2 separate regions of the Homo sapiens genome follow, and region 2 is linked to region 1. A link is a contact called in ENCODE Hi-C or POLR2A ChIA-PET data. All regions are on one chromosome and are shown on one strand. The core of a region is the stretch at or near the end of the contact, and the rest is flanking DNA. Distances in the headings are between cores, read along the strand shown. Region 1 overlaps PM20D2 (peptidase M20 domain containing 2). Region 2 has its middle 25 kb from the start of GABRR1.

What was found. Hi-C counts contacts between places; a loop is a spot of excess contacts on that map. ChIA-PET counts read pairs that join two places held with the same protein, here RNA polymerase II (POLR2A).
Region 2: a loop to region 1 is called in a map of Caco-2, with 8 times the contacts of the local background. The contact joins two enhancer-like sites. A Hi-C loop is called at or near these places in 3 of 168 maps with a recorded cell type or tissue (Caco-2, K562 and sigmoid colon). POLR2A ChIA-PET finds 5 or more read pairs at or near these places in 8 of 52 experiments (A673, BJ, CD4-positive, alpha-beta T cell and 5 more).

What each region holds. Positions count from the first base shown.
Region 1 is chr6:89,159,239-89,165,659 of GRCh38, reverse strand. It overlaps PM20D2 (peptidase M20 domain containing 2), which reads right to left. Exons shown (of 7, transcript NM_001010853.3): 6 at 3,770-3,877; 7 at 95-3,551. The coding sequence ends at 3,397. Among named protein-coding and RNA genes, the nearest start is that of PM20D2, 16 kb to the right of the region's middle. Within about 2 kb of position 3,544, at least 8 of the 41 ENCODE cell types and tissues checked have a DNase peak (open chromatin) inside an H3K27ac peak, as active enhancers do.
Region 2 is chr6:89,239,503-89,245,923 of GRCh38, reverse strand. No RefSeq gene overlaps it. Among named protein-coding and RNA genes, the nearest start is that of GABRR1, 25 kb to the right of the region's middle. Within about 2 kb of position 2,648, at least 2 of the 41 ENCODE cell types and tissues checked have a DNase peak (open chromatin) inside an H3K27ac peak, as active enhancers do.

The DNA.
Region 1 (6,421 bases), core at 2,295-4,794:
TAAGAAAAAGTATAGTATATCACAATGGATTTGGATGATTGTGCTTCATCTTCGTACATATATCTTCAGGTCATTAAAAAAGCAAGACAATTGCTATCAGATAAACATGTTTATTGTAGATTTTTCATACACATTTTATGTACCTATTATTACAAAAAAGCTTATAATCTGATGGTAGTAGACTGATTGCTTACTTGAAAATATTAACTTCATACATATCAAAATACACCATCCTCAACTATATAATTGGACTGCAAAATGCTTGATATGAAGTATGTAAAAAAATAAGCAGTTTATTATACCTTACAACCTTATAAAGGGTTGCTATCTAGTACAAAGATAACATTTATCTTATAACAAAAATTTGATAGTTTTAAAGGTTAGTATTGTGTAGGGTATTTTCCAAAAGACTAAAGAGATAACTCAGGTAAAAAGTTAGAAATGTATAAAACACCATCAGACAGGTTTTTAAAAAACAACATATTACAAAATTAGACAATCATCCTTAAAAAAAAAAACTTATTGTATCAATTTCTTTTGTTCAAAATGACTGACTTAAGTATTTTTAAATATTTCAGAAACACTTCCTCAAAAATTTTCAAGATGGTAGCTTTCAGATGTTCCCTCAGTCCCAATGTTGCTCAGATAAATAAATCTCGTGAGAACTTACCACCCACCACAAGCTTTCTGGGGCATGCAACAGTGTCTTTTCTTTTCTTTTTTTTTTTTTTTTTTTTACAGGCACAGAAACTCATCAATTTTATTTGGATAACAAAGGGTCTCCAAATTATATTGAAAAATAAATCCAAGTTAATATCACTCTTGTAAAAAAGTTGAGCACACTTTTCACAAACAATTTATGTAAAAGAGAAGAAAATACACATAATTTTACATAATATCTTAAACTCTTTTATTCCCTACCATAGACATTTTGTCTTGTTTTCTTTCAGTTTTCTACAATTTCCAACTTGTACCTGTGTTTAATACTGCTTTAGTGTGCTAAAGACATTAACTGATTGCTTTCCTAAATCTAAGGATTATATAGTTTTAGTATAAATATATATCATATATTTTCGTAAAACTTTGACAAAACCAAATAAGCAAGCCTTGTTTTAAGTCCACGCTCCTGCCACTGTTTACAAAATTTGATTTAATGATCAAAAAACTATTGGTTGTCACTCTTCTGTTACAACAATCTTCCTTGTGAACTGCCACCCAGTTTTTACATAATAATAACAAGCAATAGAAAAACCAAAGAAATTATGTTAATCTTAGCTCTTCCTTTGCAAGTGTCTTTTCTTCTTACACCCAGTGCTTAGAAATAGGCACTCCTCAACCAGTGTTCACTGAATTCAACTGCTGAAATTGTAACAGTTAAATTATCAACACAACTCTTAATAAATAAACATTCCTTTGGGAAATTGTGGGAAATCAAAACACTTTTAAGTTTATACAAGTATTCATAAACATAAAATATTCTAGTTTATCCTAATGCCCTAGCTCTTATGAGTGCTATAGAGGCAATTAAAAAGGGAAAATTTCTTGAGTAGTTCACATGTGGAGAATTTGTTAAAACCGAAAAGCAGTCCAAAATTTTTAAAAGGCATACTAAATATTAGCTATACTCACTATTACATGGTATATAGCAATTTAGTAATTCATAGTACCACATATTTTACTTTAAAAGCAGGTCCCATATTAAGGCCTGCTTTTAAAATTGCCACTAAAAAGAAAATATTTTCAATTTGTATATTTAAACCATTAATTTAGATAACATCTTTTAAAGTCTACAAATTTAACATAGCCAAGAGTTGGTATTTGAGAAAAAGGTTTCAGTACAGGGTGTGAACAATGAAAAATTATAAAGGCATGTAATAAAAATGTTCCATAAAAACAAAGATACCTCAAGCAGGTCCACCTATACCTCTAGTTTAGTTTAGAAACTAATTCAGTATTTTAAGAATCATATAATTTTAAACTTTGCACTAAGCCTAACCTTTTTAAAAAATGGTCAGGGCCAGGTGCAGTGCCTCAAGCCTGTAATCCCAGTGCTTTAGGAGGCTGAGGTGGGAGGACTGCTTGAGTCCAGGAGTTCGAGACTGCAGTGAGCTGTGATTACACCACTGCACTCCAGCCTGGGAGAGCAAGAACCTGCCCATTAAAAAACCAAACAAAAATGGGCAGGTGTGGTGTCTCATACCTGAAATCCCAACACTTTGGGAGGCCAAGACAGGAGGATTGCTTGAGCCCAGGAGTTTGAGGCCAGCCTGGAAGCTACAGCGAGCCCCTGTCTCTATTATGTAAAAAAATAAAAATTTTTTTAAAAAAGAGGTTTTCTTATGTGTACCTGAAGCAAAGTAGTAAGTATATCTTTTCTTCTCCACGTTGTACAAGAGATGACTGTAAACACAAAATTAAAACTCATCTTAGGATCATGGTCCATCCACGAAGCTACTTTAAACTCTGATGATTCCAAGCAAGGAAGCAATATTTGCTTATTCAAAAAGTACTGAATATTCAGAGTAAGCAATATGCTAGATACTGTAACAATTTAAAAATACCAACACACATGTGTATTAAAAAGACACTGGCAGGCCGGGTGCGGTGGCTCATGCCTGTAATCCCAGCACTTTAGGAGGCCGAGGCAGGTGCATCACCTGAGGTCAGGAGTTCGAGACCAGCCTGGCCAACATGGTGAAATGCCGTCTCTACTAAAAATACAAAAATTAGCTGGGCATGGTGCCACACACCTGTAATCCCAGCTACTTGGTAGGCTGAGGCAGGAGAATCACTTGAACCTGGGAGGCAGAGGTTGCAGTGAGCCGAGATTGTGCCACTACACTTCAGCCTGGGCAACAGAGCGAGGCTCTATCTTAAAACAAAAAAAGGAAAGACACTGGCTTCAAATATACAATCTGGTAGAGGAATTAATATACGATTAGAGAACAAGTTTACCACCCTATACCACAAAACACTCTCATGGGTGTCAATTCTGAATATAAGGTTTGAAATCTCTTAAGCTTTTAAAAATACACATAACATTTAAGGCTTACAAAAAGGTTTACTAACATATTTTATAAAAATGATGCCATGTATCCTCCAGGTTAAGAAATGGTATCACTACTGTGAAGGTGAGTGGTTGCGGGGTAAAAAAAAAGAAAGAATGGCATCACATACCAGCTCCTGTAATATCATAATCCTATCAAGTACGGATTTGCAAAAATTTTCACTTTAGATATGAGGTAATTAATATGTTTTCTCCACACCCTGTCCTCACTTATCAGGTAAAAAGAATTTTACTCCTTTAAGATTAAAAAACAAGCATGCCTTCATTAAAAGAGATTAAAAGAAAAAAATCATCACGTCTTCTTGATTTATAAGTGGCCCCTAAGTCTTTTATTCTACTGCATTTACAAACTGTTCTTCTTGAAGTTTCAGTTTAAAGTCCTCTCTGATTCCTTCCAGTAACTCTGGTTTAAAAATAACATCCAGTGCCGTCATTGCCAGAGCTTTGGCCGTCCGCAGAGTGTAGAACTGAGCTTCCTGTGACCCTAAAAGGTAGAGAAAATAAAATACCTCCTTACTTATTTAAGCTGTATTTAATTTCACAGGTTAGCTACCCGTATCTCAACTGGCTCTCCAACTGCCCACCACAGTGCAGTATTTACTGAGGTGATGTTATGTAGTGAAATAGTAGGTTAAACAGAAAGGCAGCTACTACCAGAAGAAGAGTGTGTGTGCCAAAACAGTCACATCCAACAACACTTACCAGCAGCTTCAGTGTACTGTTCAGTATGATTCAAGGCATTAGATCCAATGTGAAAATATGGATGAATTCCAGGAACCACAAAACTAACATTTCCAAAATCCGTAGATCCTTGGAACACACAAAGTTAAGAAAAGTCTATTTAAGTATATGTGGTTAAGTATTCTGGAGTTATGAAGTCACAGTCCCTGTTAGAAGAGACGCAGAGAAGTGAGCTTCTTGGAGAGTTGTCCGTATGCTCATGCTTTCATGGGCTCACCTTCCACTGAGTCTGCCACCCACTCCCCTGTATCAGTCACATCTCTCATGAAGGTCACTGCAAACCTGCCCTCACCTTGTCTCACGGCTTTTACTGGCCCTCTTGGCCAGCACTCCACACTGCCACCTACTCCCTTTCTTCTCTTCTGTGACACAGCACTTGCATGGCTTCCCTTCTGCCTCTCTGATGGCCCCTTCTTCTGTCTCTCTTGGGGATAGAGCCCCCTCTACCTGACGATGAAATAATAGTTACGGGAGACTCCATTCCAGGCCCCTTTCTCTTCTTACTGCATATTCTTTCTCAAGATTTTGTCCGTATGTATTGCTTCAAATCACCACCAACTCAAATCTCTTCCCAGTCTCTGCTAAGTTCCATGCTCATACATCCAGTTGCCAGCCTGGTATCTTCTCTTGGATGTCTTCAAGGTAGATCAAACTTAACATATCTAAAGTCAAACTCATGATCTTTCTCTTCTACCTCCACTCCACCTATCAACAGTACCTGCCAAATATCTCAGAATCCTAACGCTCTTTGCATCACCATCACCAACACCTGTCCTCAGCCTATGCTATCATTATCTCTTGCCTGAACTAGAAGTTTCCTAATTGGTCTAGCAGCATCTACTCTATTTGCCGTCTTTTTTTTTTCAATCTTCATTCACCTTTCCAACCTGATCTCATACCATGTTCCCACTACTCTCGATGCCCTAGCCGCTCTAGACACTCACCATGCTCTCCCTGTCACAGGACCCTTGCACATGCTATCCCTGCATCATCTCTGTAACTCTTACTTAACCTTCAAATTCCATCTTAAGCATCATTTCCTCAGCAAAGCCTTACTTACTTCACCTTCCCATAAAGTGAAATTCCTCTAGCATAAGCTCTCACAGAGATGTATTACTCTCCTTTACAGTACTTTTTAATTTTCCATGTATTGGATGATTTGGTTCATGCTTATGTCAGAAACTAAATTATGAGGCTGTATGAGGCAAGAAATAGTATTTGAAATGACTGTGCATCTAGCTTCTCACAGGATTGACACACAGGCACTTGTTGAATAAATCACAGTAAAAACAAAGCCTTATGTTCACTCAATGGATATTTACTGAATGTTTATTACATGTCAAACACCATGCAGGCAAAGTGAGACTACACAGTGATTGGTAAGAGAATAAAGGAATATGTGACAAAGAGTAGCTAACATTTATCTGGAATACTACGTTCCAAACACAATCCTAAGTGCTTTGTATGTATTCTCATTAATATTTAGAACAGTTTCCATTTTAAACATGAAGAAACCAAGGCTTATGGGTATTAAATAACATGCCGATAGTCTCACAGCTGCTAGTTATGTGGTAAATGCAGACTGAGGCCAGACTTTGAGGCATAGTAGCCTCTATAGAAGTACTGCTTCAGAAAATATTCACTAAGCACTTAACTGTGCCAGAAACGGCTCCACACACTGAGGATGCACAGTAATGGGACATCAGTGAACAGGATGGAAAAAGCCTCTCCAGTGTTTAAAGAGTCTAAAGAGTCTGAGTGTAAAAACAAAACAAAACAAAAAAGGATGGACAAAAAAAAACCTGTTGCATATTTTAAGATCTTACTTGTGGAACTAGACCCTAGAGCCCACAAATCATACCAAAATCACAGCCACTTTATCCTACTGTTTTGTCCATTATATAAAACCCAAACCCGGGGTAGAGCAGGCCATGTGTCTTCCCTTCTTCAGCTAGACAGCAGAAACCTGCTAGGGTAAAAGAACAGAACCATGCTGAGCTGAGCTTTCTTGCTGTCCAGAACAAAAGAAAACATGAAACTCTGATGTCCCTGGACAACTCCTCTCAGTGGCAATTCTCTCTCAATCCCTCAGCCCTACCAGCTCAATGCTCACTGTGTGCTACTTCCTAGAGGGAAAGTCTCTGAACTCCCTGACCTCCTTCCTAAACATTACATCTACTTCTCAAGTATCTTCCCTTAAAAACTATTTTCTTTTCCGTATTTCCCTCAAGCTTGTATCCACTCTTTCTATTTTCCTTGAAAGCTAACTCTCTTGAAAAAGAATAGTCTTCATTTGCTACTTCCACTATCTCAGCAGTCAATGCCCTGGGTAGAGAAGTGAGACCCAGCATCTGGTACCACTGGTCTTATACTATTTTCTTCCAGACAATTCATGAATTTCTAATTACTAGAGTCCAGTGGACACTAGACCATATTCATCTTATTCAGTCTCTACAGCACTTGACATGATTTATGCCTCCTTCTCTTCTGTAAGTTTTCTTCTCCCTTGGCTTCCATGACTTCTCCTCTCTCCTGATTGTCTGGCTTTCTCTCTGACCACTTCGTTGACTGCCAATGTCTGATCTCTGGGAATCTTCTTCCTCTATGTATTTG
Region 2 (6,421 bases), core at 1,399-3,898, 81 kb before region 1:
TGATGTTGTCTACGATAAATTCACACAGTTTTCCCTTGAGCAACTGTTGTAGAACTTCATCTTAGTCTGTTCAGGCTGCTATAACACAATACCATCAACTGGGTGGCTTAAACAATGAACACTTGTTTCTCATAGTCCTGGAGGCTGGGGAGTCCAAGATCAAGGCCCTGGCTGATTCAGTGTGTGGTGAAGGCTCTCTTCTTGGTTAGCAATATCCTCACTTGGAGGCAAGCAGAGAGAGATCATCTCTCTCATGTCTCTTCTTATAAGGACATCAATCCCACCTGTGAGGATTCCATCCTCACGACTTAATCACCTCCCAAAGGGTCCTGCCTCCAAATACCATTACATTGAGAATTTGGGTTTCAGCCTAGAATTTGGTTGGGGGCAGACACAAACATTTAGCCCACTGCAAACATTTTACCCATGTAATGCATGATTCTAAGCATTTTACATTTATTAACTTGTTTACCTCCTTAAGAAGTAAGTATTATTGCTATCATCCAGTTTCACAATGAGGAACTTGAGGCGTGGACAGGTTTCCCTTCCAGAGTCCACGCAGGTATAAATGGCCAAGCTGGGATTTGAACACAGACAGAACTGGCTGAAGTCTGAGCTGCTACTATTGTGCTGTCTGTCTTTCTAAGAAGATGTTGTCGTACCTCTGAGTAGCATCCCTACATTATAGTAACTCTCTCCATCCACAGCCTTTGCTTACTTGTGGGAGGATTGTGCTATCTTCAAATTCTTTGGAGTGTTACCCATTAGAAATAACAGAAGATGCTGAAACTTTGCATAAAATGTTAATGATTTTCCATTTTGGTCTTCTAGAGGTTTGTAATGAGATGGCTGGGTAAGCCATATGCTTCGTGCACACTATACCAATCTTTGTATTTATGGGACAACTAGAACCGCCAACCTGATAGAGCAGATCTCATGAGCTCCTGTATGAGGCTGTCTTTCCCAGGACGTGCAACATGGTGTTCAACTGAGGTGGGAAATACCCTTTGGCTTTGATTGCTAAGAAGGAAGCATTCCCATATCCAAGGTCAATCTCTGTCCTCACTGCCTGGACAGTTTGGCCTTGCTCCTTACAGACTTCTCTGGTGCCTCAGGCTTTGCCTCCTTTTGCCTGAGAGGCTATGGTAACCAGACTGGAGAGGTACCTTGCATGACTGGGTAGGGACACGTGGGGATGGAGAGAGCACTATTTCCTTCTTTTCTATTTTAAAACAACTAGGGACCACTAGTTAACACCTGTAAATTGACCAGAAAGCAAAACATTTTTTAAGCAAAATAATTCTGGTTTTCTAAAAGTTGCATGTCCCGATTACTGAGGTTTCAGAGCATGAGCTATGGAAATTCTAAATTAGGTGAAATTTCACTCAGCAACTCCAGAAACTACTGAATATTCAACTCAAGAAGAACCAACTGAGAAAACCACCTGCATTGCCAACTTTAGCATTTTCTACAGAACAGTTAGAAGCAGAGGTCACAGCCCCAAAGACCACATCACTAGAGATCGGCTGGCTCCATCTCCAGCATTGACTGAAAGGGACAGGAAATTACCAGTTGTACCTAAATGGTACTAATAAAAAACAAGAAGCTCCTACAACTTTATAGCCACTTGGGGAAAGCAAACAACACTGAATAACCCATCTGAATGAGTTCGCTGTTGGTAAATGAGGTAGATTAACTTAGAGGAGCCCCAACATCTATCCCACCTAAAATAGTCATGATTCTTAAAGATGCCTAAGGTAAGTTCATGCCATCAACGATCAGCTGCAATCCCCACAAACCTGTGATTTATAGTCACATCCAAGCTGCCCTGGATGTTCTCCTGGGCCCAGGTTATGGAGCAAGATTCATGGTGACTTCAGAAGCCCCTAGGGAAAGCATAACCTAGGGAAAGCCCAGCCCTAAGCCTCACAAGGCAGAAGTCCACAAAAATTAGTTCCACTGGTTCATAAAGAGCCCGTGTTTTCTCTTTCCCTTAAAGCAAAGAACCAAATAATCTGAAAAAAAAAAAAAAATGAAGATGAATGAAAACACTCTGAAGCTTATTTTGTTTTCATTTTTCAATAGATTAAAAGACAGTGAAATTTATATTAACTTATTTTAAGAAATTATATGCAATCAAAGTTACTCTGTGAGTCAAGACAATCACATGCTGAAAAAAGTTAAATAGTAATACATTAAATCACACAACTTGTGTTATGTTGTTCTTCCTATTGTATCTTTACTCATGAGTTCAATTTAAGTGTGTTGTGTATTTTATCACAAAATTAAATCACACTCTTTCTTTTCTTCAAGAGTTGACAGTTTCTAATGTGGCTTCTCATTCAAAGAATTTATTCTTGTCATCCCCCCAAGCCTCTATTTCATTCCAATGAATCAGCTCCTCTAATTAGCAGGGAAGAATCTGGAATTAATTAACTAAAAGATCTGAGTTGTCATCACAATGTCCTGTTGGGCAACATGGTAAATAAGGAGAATGTGTCACAAATAAAATCATTTTACAGATCAGCCATTTCAGGAAGGGGCAGGAGAGGACAGAGCTCACAAAAAAGCCCAAGCCCGGGATCAAAAGCACAGGTTTTCCTATCTATTAATCATGTGTCCTGGGGCAAATGACTTTATGTTTCTGGGCCTCAGGTGCTTCCTCAAGGAAGTGGAGGTAGTAACCTGCTATGCCTACTTCAAGGGCTTGTTCTTGGGGCCAAATGAAATCACTGATGTGAAAATGTTTTGTAAATGCCAAAGCACCATTCAATTGCAAACTATTATTATTCCAAGGCAGTTGGATTTGCTGGGGGGCACAACAAAAGAAGTCCTTGCATTTTGTATTCAGTCCTCAGACAACATGCTGAGGGGACCCCATTTCCACACACCTCTTCCATCCTAGCAGCCCCCATGAAGGGCTTCTTACTGCCACCGTGGCTTTAAGCCTAATTGATCTCACAACATTTCCTTTTTTCACCACCACATCTGCCCCTAGTGACGTCCCTGAAACCTGACAAGCATATCGAATTTGATCAAAAAGAAGCCTGGGGACTTCTTGTGAGTCTGTATTTGAGCCTAGAAGCCTATGGATTTCAATCAAAGGCAGGCTTGGAAATGAAGAAAAGGTTGCCTTAAACAATTTTTACTATGATTCCAGCAGAGGGAGACAGGACTGCACTTTCCCACAGGATATGCATTTTAATTTAAAGGTTTACAATATGAAGAGCATGCCTGCCTGCCTGCCTGCCTGCCTGCCTTCCTTCCTTCCTTCCTTCCTTCCTTCCCTCCTTCCTTCCTTCCCTTTTCCATCAAATCATGGTAGTCATGATTTTAATGCCCCTTGGTGGAGAAAGTACATGGCTGAAGGCCATTACAAATTCAGCTATGCTTCCAAAATGAGTTTGTGTCTCTTGATCACAAAAGCCACTAGGGCATTTGGAAACAGCAGTCAAGGCACGTTATATATTCTTACTGACTCTTCATTGATAGTTCATATTTATAACCTCTAATTTAAACTGGAGATTACATTTTAAAAATCACTTATGGCTCCTGGTGGAAAGAGCTAGCAAAAGTAAGAAGTAGGGGTTGCCTCATTGGAAGGAGACTAAAGTGCCCAACTTCCTAAGAAGGATTTTGGTCAAGTATTTAATGGATTGCTCAGAGAGTCACCAGATAATTGGTCTGAGTAGTTGTAAGACATTTATTATTTGTGGGTTTTTGTGAGCCAGGCCTTTAAGCAGGAGATGTTTATTATTTGATCAACAATGAGAAATAGGCCGGGTGCAGTGGCTCACGCCTGTAATCCCAACACTTTGGGAGGCCAAGGGAGGTGGATCACCTGAGGTCAGGAGTTCAAGACCAGCCTGGCCAATGTGGTGAAACCCTATCTCTACTAAAAATACAAAAAAATTAGCCAAGTGTGGTGGTGGGCGCTTGTAATCCCAGCTACTTGGGAGGCTGAGGCAGGAGAATCGCTTGAACCCGGGAGGTGGAGGTTGCAGTGAGCCGAGATCATGCCCATTGCATTCCAGCCTGGGTAACAATAGCGAAACTCCGTTTCAAAAACAAAAAATGGTGAGAAATAAGAACTCAAAAAGAAATGTAATTTTTCATCCAATAGTGTACAAAGTGTTATTCTGGGTGCTGACTGTAATAAAAAGATGAATAAAATACAGTGATGCCATTTAGATTGTCCTTTGAGAAAGAGGACTAACAAGGAATATGTGAAACAGTAGCCAAATATTTTAGGCAGCAAATAATTAAACCCTAAAGTCATGTGGTACAAAATAAATACCACTGGTACATGGACAAAGAGAGCTCCCAGTGAGCTACTGTGGTCAGGAGAGGTTATTTTATGGAGGAGATGAGCTTCACATAATGGTTTGGGTTTAGATAGACTTTTCAAGGTGAGAAAAATTGGGGCAATTATGGTATTGGGTTTTTAAAAATGAAATCAATGCTAATCAGAAATACTTTTTATTTCAACCCTTGTTGACGTTTTTCCTAAAATGTAGGAATATATGGACATCTGAAATTGTTTCCTATATTTTGAAAATACTTCAGAATTAAACTCAGAAAAAATTTAAATGTATTTATGCATTTCCTTTTTAGGAAATAAAAGCTTTAGGCATTTGATAGGTTAATTTATTCATTCGTTAAATATTTATTGAACACCTACTGTAAGCCAGGCAAGGTTCTAAGTGGTGAGCAAAATAAATATGTCTCATTGATTATTAAAGCCTTGGGGAGACCAACAATAAAAAAGTAGTTAGACATGCTTCAAAGGAAAAGAACAAATTGAAGTGACAGCAAATAACAGATGTAAAATCTACTTAGGTAGAACAGTCAGGGAGAGCTTTGGTTGAGATTTAAAGAATGAGCAAAGCCAAGCCAGCAAAGTGGGGAGCAGAGCTCCAGGCAGGCCCCCAGGGCTAGTCTGAGGTGCCCAGGTATAGCATCATATGTAGGTTGTATGTATATGTATATAAAATCATATACATTATATATGCTATATATCCTACTTTATTTGCTTATTTATTTCAAGGAATTGCTTATGTGATTTTAGGAGCTGGCAAGTGTGAAATTTGCAGGCCAGGCCAGTAGGCTACAACTCTTGGGCTATTGCTGTAATACTTTCTTTTTTTTTTTTGAGACAGAGTCTCACTCTGTCACCCAGGTTGGAGTGCAGCGGCACTATCTCAGCTCACTGCAAGCTCTGCCTCCCAGGTTCACGCCATTCTCCTGCCTCAGCCTCCCGGGTAGCTGGGACTACAGGCGCCCACCACCATGCCTGGCTAATTTTTTGTATTTTTAGTACAGACAGGGTTTCATGGTGTTAGCCAGGACGGTCTCGATCTCCTGACCTCGTGATCCACCCGCCTCGGCATCCCAAAGTGCTGGGATTACAGGCGTGAGCCACTGTTCCCGGCTATTGCTGTAGTCTTAAGGCAGAATTTCCTCGCCCAGGAAACCTCAGTTTTGTTGCGTTTAAGGCTTTCGAACTGATTGGCTAAGGCCCACACACATAATTGAGGGTAATCTCCTTCTACCTAAAGTCAACTGATTGTAGATGCTAACCACATCTACACAATACTTTCACAGCTAGATCCATGTTAGTGTTTGATTAAATAACTGGGTACTATGACCTAGCCAAGTTGACACATTAAACCAACCATCCCAGCAGGAAACCATCACATCTAGCACAGTGTCGGAGTACTGTGAGATAGGACAAGAAAGTCAGATAAATTTGGGAAGTTGGATAGAGGTCTTGAGGCTAAGATAGAGTTTAGCTTTTATTCCAAGTGCATTGGGAAACCACAGAAATGTATCAGCAGGGAATGGAGATTCATGCATCTTAGAGCCTATTTTTCATTCTCTTAATCAGTGGGACCCAAATGAAAAAATAAGTCACTCTGGCTACTCTCTGGAGAATAAAATAAAGAGTGTATTTTGGGGAGAATAAAATAGGGAGCCTAGTCAAGATCTAGTGGAGAGGCAGAAACCAGTGGAGTGACTTCAATAGAGAACATTTGATAGAAGGAGTTGTTAACTATGCACAAGGTAGATAACTTTTAAAAGGTGTAGAAGAGGGAACAACTGCAGAGAACACCTGTAGGGCTGAGAGAAGAACAAGGAAGGAACTTGGAAATCTGGAGGAGGTCCTGTAAGGTCTGTGATCAATGCTCTGATGGGAAGGCGTGACTCCTGCAGGAACACGCTATTCACCACTGCGGGGAAGAAGAAACTTGCAGGGGGCTGCTTGCTGGAACCATAAGGACCTCAGCTGCTTTGAAGAACACCACAGGAAATAGCTGCACACTGTGCCCCTTCCTGCCACTAAAAAAAAAAAAAAAAAAAAAATAGAAAAAAAGATTCTTTTCTCCCTCTTCCAGGCTTGTAGACTTCATCCTGCACCCTC